Linked DNA regions of Homo sapiens: region 1 is linked to region 2. Evidence: chromatin contacts called from ENCODE Hi-C or POLR2A ChIA-PET data. All regions are on one chromosome and are shown on one strand. Each heading gives the region's core, a stretch centred on a gene start or an enhancer-like site at or near the end of the contact. The rest is flanking DNA. Distances are from core to core; before and after follow the strand shown. Region 1 holds the start of PISD (phosphatidylserine decarboxylase). Region 2 holds the start of SMTN (smoothelin).

Evidence for each region. A loop is a pair of places that touch in the nucleus more often than their neighbours do. ChIA-PET counts read pairs that join two places held with the same protein, here RNA polymerase II (POLR2A). Pooled maps may share reads with other maps.
Region 1: a loop to region 2 is called in a pooled map, with 9 times the contacts of the local background. The contact joins the promoter of PISD here to the promoter of SMTN in region 2. A Hi-C loop is called at or near these places in 1 of 168 maps with a recorded cell type or tissue (CD8-positive, alpha-beta T cell) and 7 of 50 pooled maps. POLR2A ChIA-PET finds 5 or more read pairs at or near these places in 1 of 52 experiments (H1).

Annotation. Positions count from the first base shown.
Region 1 is chr22:31,660,300-31,663,688 of GRCh38, reverse strand. PISD (phosphatidylserine decarboxylase) reads left to right here and starts at 1,474. Exons shown (of 8, transcript NM_001326411.2): 1 at 1,474-1,545. The coding sequence starts at 1,481. RefSeq lists enhancers at 1,434-1,733, 1,974-2,023, 1,241-2,440, 2,414-2,553, 1,849-2,742 and 1 more.
Region 2 is chr22:31,079,551-31,083,411 of GRCh38, reverse strand. SMTN (smoothelin) reads right to left here and starts at 2,094. Exons shown (of 21, transcript NM_134269.3): 1 at 1,956-2,094; 2 at 103-233. The coding sequence starts at 153. RefSeq lists a silencer at 2,053-2,212.

The sequences.
Region 1 (3,389 bases), core at 225-2,724, 580 kb before region 2:
TCAAGCTATCCTCCCACCTCAGCCTCCCAGTGAGTGGGGATTGCAGGCGTGAGCCACTGCGCCCGGCCAAAACCAATTCTATACATTTGTTTTTTTCTTTTCCGACTTTTGAAAACCATGACAAAGGGAGGTTTCTTCCCCCCAATACCAAACCTGGTGCCTTTTAAGCTCTCTGTAGGAGCTGAGTATGCCCTAGTTGAACTTAAGCCAACTACACAGAAATACCTGCAGGGACCAGGGAGCATATTCCTCCTCCTGTCAAATGCCTGGTGAAGGCAACTGTGATTATCAGCTTAGCAGATGAAAAAGTAGGGCTGCATTCCTTCAGTTGTTGGACCCAAATTCTGCCAGATTCTGACAAAGGGCTTAAAAGGAAGAATGTTTAGGCCAGGTGCGGTGGCTCACGCTTGTAATCCCAGCATTTTGAGAAGCCGAGGCGGGCGGATCACGAGGTCAGGAGATCGAGACCATCCTGGCTAACATGGTGAAACCCCGTCTCTACGAAAAATATATATAAAAAAATTAGCCGGGCGTTGTGGCGGGCGCCTGTAGTCCCAGCTACTCGGGAGGCTGAGGCAGGAGAATGGCGTCAACCCGGGAGGCGGAGCTTGCAGTGAATCGAGATCGCGCCACTGCACTCCAGCCTGGGCGACAATGAGAGACTCTGTCTCAAAAAAAAAAAAAAAAGAAGAAGATGTTTAGGACATGGTTTTTGGAGTCAGAGACGTATGTTCAAATTCTGGCTTCACTATTTTATAGTCTTTGGGCATATGCCCTTTATGTACCCTTGAAGATGTTGCTTAACCTTCCTGAGCCTCAGGTACCTCATCTTTAAAATGGGGATAATGTCTCGGGCCTAGCTGCGAGTCTCTAGTCAGTGCTCAGTAAAAAGTAGCAGACATGATTGAAAACTCGTTTTCCTCTTACAATTGAAGATAGGAACCTTTTCAAGAGCAAGCACCAGGCACCGAATTTAACGACTGGTTGCATTTCTAGGTGATCCAAGACCGTTTGCCCCCGGTCTCCCTGGCAGCACAGCGGTAGGAGATAAGAATGATATGACACCATGCTTGCAAAGTGCTCACAACACACTCCGGCGCTTAAAAAACGAGAGCTGAGTCATGGATGCCCAGTTTCCCCATCCGTAAAATGAGCAAGTTCGATCACTTGAAACGACATTCTTGGATCTTGGATGACTCAGATTTTCCAGGTACATGAGGAAAGGCACCCAGAGGGAAGGAGGAGGAGTGGCAGTGCTGCGACCAAGCCCAGGTTTAGCGAAACCTACAGCTCCACTAGTTCCCCTACCTCCGCAGGTGCCAAGCGGGTTAGGTGGGGAGTAGCCACAGGGCGGAGCTTAGTCGGCTCCGCCCCCAACCCGCGCTTTTCTCATTGGCCCACTGAACTCGAGACTCGTGACGCCTTAAGCGTGCGCCCAGCGTGTGAAGGGGGCGTGGCACGCTGAGAAGGAGCAGACAAGATGGCGACGTCCGTGGGGCACCGATGTCTGGGATTACTGCACGGGGTCGCGCCGTGGCGGAGCAGGTATAGCAGCGCGGAGAGACTACCTTGGGGCGTGGGGCAACCTGGACCAAGCTGGGGTCTGAAGAGAGATGTTTCTGTGTCGCGGGCTCGCTCTGAGGCGAGCTCGGGTGGAGACGGAGCCACCTTCACCTCGAGCTTAGGAGCAGGTGCGACTGCTCCTGCGTAGGGCGGTCCGGATTTACTTAGGGTGTGGCCTAGAAGCTCGCGCTTTGCCCTTTCCAGCTAGGTGGAAGTTCACGAGGGACAAAAATCAGATGAAATAGGCTACCTGCCCGTCTCTTGAGTCGAGGCAGGGCTTTCAGATGTTCAGATGCCATTTTCTCGTGTGTTCGTTTTCGTAGAAGGAATGATGTCCTGTGGGAAGGACACTAGATTGAGTGTCAGGCAACTTTCATTTCTGGATCTTAGTCTTTGAAGCTAGAGGGTTAGGTTAGGTAATCTCAAAACAATATGTTATGGGGCTAGAGTCTTGGTTACCCTTGTGACCCCCAGCTGTTAGATTCTTAGAAATGTGGGAGACTTGAGGGGTCTTCTGAGTCCAGCTGTCTCTCTTTGGAGTTAATGAGATTGAGGCTCCGAGAGAGGGAGGGATTTGCTCAAGTTCACCTAGCCAGTTTGTAGCAGAGCCCGGACCCCCATCAAGGTACCCCCTCACGCGACGATCTTTCTCTCAGGCTGCCCGCCGTGAGGGCAGTGGTTATACAGAAAATAGCTTAGAGCATTTGGAGTGTCGGAAAATGGATTAAAATGTAGCTGTGATTCAGAGTCGGCTGCCTGGTGTCATTTCAAAGAGCTAAGATTTGAGAGATGCGCCATACTTGTGTGTTTCCTACAGGGTTCATTTTGTCAGCGTTGATCAGAGGATAACCTATTGTTTTGGGAGGAGACGGACACTGGATTTGGACTGAGAGGGAACAGAAACCATCATTGGTCTTGTTATGAAAGCGTCACTCTTTCATCATTAACTGTACAGAAATGATTATCTCTCAGGAGAGGGCTCTGCATTGTGGTGGTAACTGTTAGAATTTGGGCAGGAGACTTTGTTTTCAATGTTATTACCAGGCGTGCTGTGTATGAGTCAACCCTGAATTCATTTAAAGTGTGTCACAGGCTGGGCGCGGTGGCTCACGCCTGTAACCTCAGCACTTTGGTAGGCCAAGGTGGGTGGATCACTTGAGGTCAGGAGTTCGAGACCAGCCTGGCCAATGTGGTGAAACCCTGTCTCTACTAAAAAATACAAAAATTAGCCGGGCATGGTGGCAGGCACCTGTAATCCCAGCTACTTGGGAGGCTGAGGCAGGAGAATTGCTTGAACCTGGGAGGCGGAGGTTGCAATAAGCCAAGACTGCGCCGCTGGAGTCCAGCCTGGGCGACAGAGTGAGACTCTGTCTCAAAAAAATTAAAAATAAATAAAGTGTGTCACGAATTGAAAGGACTAAAATGAGACTCTTAAAAAATTGTTTTTTGTTGTTGTTATTTGTTTTGGAAGTCAGAGCCTCACTCTGTTGCCCAAGAGGGAGTGCAGTGGTGTGATGATGGCTCACTGCAGCCTCCACCTCCTGGTCTCAAGCAGTTCTTCCACCTCAGCCTCCTGAGTAGCTAGGACCACAGGTGCACGCCACCCCGCCCAGCTGCATTTTTTTTGGGGGTGGGGGTGGAGACAGGGTTTCACCATGTTGCCCAGGCTGGTGTTGAACTCCTGGGCTCAAGTGATCCACCCACTTTCACCTCTCTAAGTGCTGGCATTACAGAAGTGAGCCATCGCAGTCCACCTAAAATAATTTTTTTAAATGATGAGAGGAGGCTGTACCTCAGTCACCATCATTAAAAGGGAAAGAAAAAAA
Region 2 (3,861 bases), core at 845-3,344:
TTCCCCCATCACTTCTTCCTGTCAGCTGAGAGGTACCCTGGATTGACCCTGCCTCTCTGGCTTGGCTTTCCTGTCCCCACAGTGGGTGATGGGGCCACTTACCAGCTTCCGAAGGGCTCCCTCATCCAGCCCAGCTAAGGCCTCGTCCGCCATCTCGCTGGCCCCTAGCTCCGTCGGTTCCTTTCTGGTGAGATCCCCAGTGCCTGTGGCACCTGTCACCAGCTCAGAGAATTCTGCAGGGGACAGACATGAATCAGGCATGCTGGGGCTTCCAGAAACCACAGGCACTTAGGCTCTGTGCCTTACTTTCCCTCTCTAACCTAGGAGCGTCCATTACTGTCCCATCCTATAATGTGGCTCCTGGCTGGAAGCTGCCCTCTGCCCTAGGGTGGTTTGCTGGAAAACTCACCAAACCCAGGGTAGGGGGTCTCTGGTTCCAGCCCTGCCAGCTTGGCCGCCAGTCTGCTGTGTGGCCTGGGATGGACTCTCATCCTGTCTAAACCTCAAAACAGGGAGGGCAGGGACCTGGATTGAGAAGCCAGGGCCTGGCAAGACCCACCCAAGCTGTGCTTACCACCAGGGGGTGCACTCCAGTCTCCAGTTTCCTGCCCCACCCACCCATCCACAGGGCCTACCCAGCCCCCACCCACTCCGCAGGCTCAGCTTCTGGCTGTGGGCTGAACCCGTAGTTCTTGCTGCCACCACCACTGTCATTCCCCCAGGTATAGGAAGGTACACTGTGTCTTCCGATTCTTGGAGCCAGCTCTGCTGTCCAGACCTCCTGAAGCCAGGTGTCCAGGCACCCAGCACCTCCTGCCAATTCATACAGAATTCAATTCCCCACCTGGAAGGGCTTTCAGAAGCTGACCTGCCCAACCCCTGGATTTCAGGCAAACTGAGAAGATTGGAGAGGGCCAAGGATTTGTCACTGAGCAAGGAGGAAGCCAAAGACTTAGAGGGCAGAGAAGGATGTAATCAAAATCTTCGTCATCTCCGGCTTCCGAAGCTCCCTTCCAAAGTGCCCTCAAGGGCCTGGAACACTCTCAGTGACAGAGGCAAGAGCCCCATCTTGCCCCAGTGCTGCCCATCAAAATGGACCCCTAAATCCTGGCCCAGCCTCCCAGCGCAGATCTCTCCTTCCTCCTGTAGCCCCAACTAATGTCTGTCTGGAATTTGAGGGGCCCTGGTCTGGCACACTGTGGATGCTTAGTTAATGTATGGTGACTGACTAATGTGTGGCCCCAGGCCTGCCCCCCACCTCCTGTTGATTCATCTTTCAATCATCCCTTCCCTCTCTTCAGAACAGTCACTTGGGAAGTCACCCCATACGGTGCATGGGTGGGGGGTGAGGGTTACCGCTCCACACAGTTGGGGTGTGTGGGTCCCAGCCTGTTCAAGTCACTGCTTGTTCCCCCTCCCATCCTGGTAGGCTCAGAGGTGTCAACCTCCCAATCTCTGCCTGTTAGGATCCTTGCCTCTTACCTAGTTACTCTGTCTGGGTTAAACCTCTTCAAGACTGTCCAGTGGTCACCAGCCTTAGGTTCTGCGGACATTCTGATTCCCCCCATGTCTGTTCTTCTATGGGGCAGCTGACCCTAATGCCTAATCTAGGACACCCATGGGATTATAAGAAGATCCCTGCCGCTGCTCTTCTCCAATCTCCCTGTCACACAGTCTGGGGTCGCCGGACATTGTGAGGGGCCTCAGGATTCTGTGGCAGCTTCCCCAGGGTTTCTGCCGCCACAGACTAGCGCCCCTGTGGGGCGTGGAGTCTCTTAGGAATCCGGGGGCGTCTTCCCCCAACAGTCTCATAACTTTATCCCATGGCTTAGACCTCTCGTATGGGTGGGGGCTCCCAGGTCTGGACGTTCCAGAACTCCTGTCTAGACATCCGGGTTCCACCCCCGGACACGTTGGGGCAGCACCAGGATCCCCCCCGAGGTCCGCACACCCACCTCTCAGTCCAGCCCACCCGTCCGGCGCAGGCTCGGCTTAGCTCTTTCGGGACCCGACAGACGGATTAGACACGCGCAGGCCGGAGGTGCCGCGACCCGCTGTCCCAGGCCCGCTCAGCAACCGTCCCCTGGATTCTGCGGAGAGCTGCCCGTCCAGCCGCGCCAGCAGCCCGGCTGGCCCCGCCCTGCCCCGACGCGCCAGCCAACCCTCGATTGGGTACCTCCCACTCTCGTGCCCCATTGGGAAAATTCAATTTGACGGCCACGCCCCGAGAGGAAGGCCCCGCCCCTCGCGGGCCAGGGAGGTCGGAAATTGGGAGTCTTGGGGTCGTCTGCCTCGGTGGCTTTAGCGAGTCGGGTGGGCATCGGCAGGGGGACGCAGGCTCTGCGCCAAGTCGGGGGGGGCGCCCCGAGCCGAGGTAAGTTTCCTGGGGTCGTAGGAGTCTCAGAGCCTTCAGGACAGCCCCTCTCCGCCCTCCTCTTTGTTCCTGAGACCACGTCCCCTCCCTCGACTCCACCCCTTTCTCGCGTCAGTGTTTAAGCTTGGCCGCCGTCCCTAGGCTGCTTTCGGGACACCTGGTCTGAGCCACCTCAGAGCAGGGACTGAGTGACTGGCAGCACCTTGACCCTGTGTTGGAGTGCCGGGACCATCTCAGGTGGAGCAGAATCAATCACACAGCACGCCTCCCCCAGCCCACACACCTTTGAACAGACATTGCCTTCTTGTAGCATGCTTCTACCTTCCAAGCCCTGAGAGTCTGCCTTTAGGAGCGCTGGAGTCCTAAATAGGGAATATGGAGTCCAGGCTGTCATTCAGCAAAAGGGGGAAATTGAGGCCCAGAGAGAGCTGACATGTCCAAGACCAAACAAGGAATCAGCCAGGGTACCCAGGAGGTCAGATCCACAAGGCAAAGCTATTCCATCTTCAGTGCCAGAGGCCCTAAAGCCGCCCTTGGGTCTCCATGGAGACTAAAGTGGGTGGAGTTGGGAGGATGGGGTCTGGAGTCCTGTCAAATAAAAACAATAACAAATCATTTATTTTGTACTTGCCATGTACCAGGCATATAATGCCCATAACAAGCACATGAGACCATGACTATTGCCCCATTTTACAGATGAGGACAACAGCTGATAAGTAGTAAAGCTGTGATTCATACCCAGCACCTTCTGAGTCCAGACCCTGCTTTTAACCACTATAATGTGGGATTCTGGGGAGGTGGTTTCAGCCTGTTAACCCAGAAGAGCCCCGGTTCAGGTCCTCTGTGACACCCCCCAGCCCCCATCTAAGGAAAGGCCCAGTCTCCACACTGAGAGTCTTTTCCATGTGTCATTTCATTTCATCCCCACACCCCTGAGAAGTGGTCCCATTTTACACATCAGAAAACCAAGGCACGGGCCAGGTGCGGTGGCTCATGCCTGTAATCCCAGCACTTTGGGATGCCAAGGCAGGTGGATCACCCAAGGTCAGGAGTTCGAGACCAGCCTGGCCAACACGGCAAAAACCCCGTCTCTACTAAAAATACAAAAATTAGTCGGGCAAGTGGCATGCACCTGTAATCCCAGCTACTTGGGAGGCTGAGGCAGTAGAATCACTTGAACCTGGAGGCAGAGGTTGCAGTGAGCCGAGATTGTGCCACTGCACTCCAGCCTAAGCGACAGAGCAAGATTCTGTCTCAAAAAAAGAAAAAAGAAAATCAAGGCACAGAAGAAAGCGACTTGTCAATGCTACACAGCAGGAGAGGCAAACAGAGCTCACTTCGGAGGACATATTTCAAGGTCCTAGGCTTTCTCTACCTGGGCGAGATGCCATGTTATTATCCAGAACGAGGGTCAGGCGCCCTCTAAGACCAATTCTGAATACTTCAAAATTCACGCGTCCCTTGGGACCTCCCCTTCATGCAGGGCA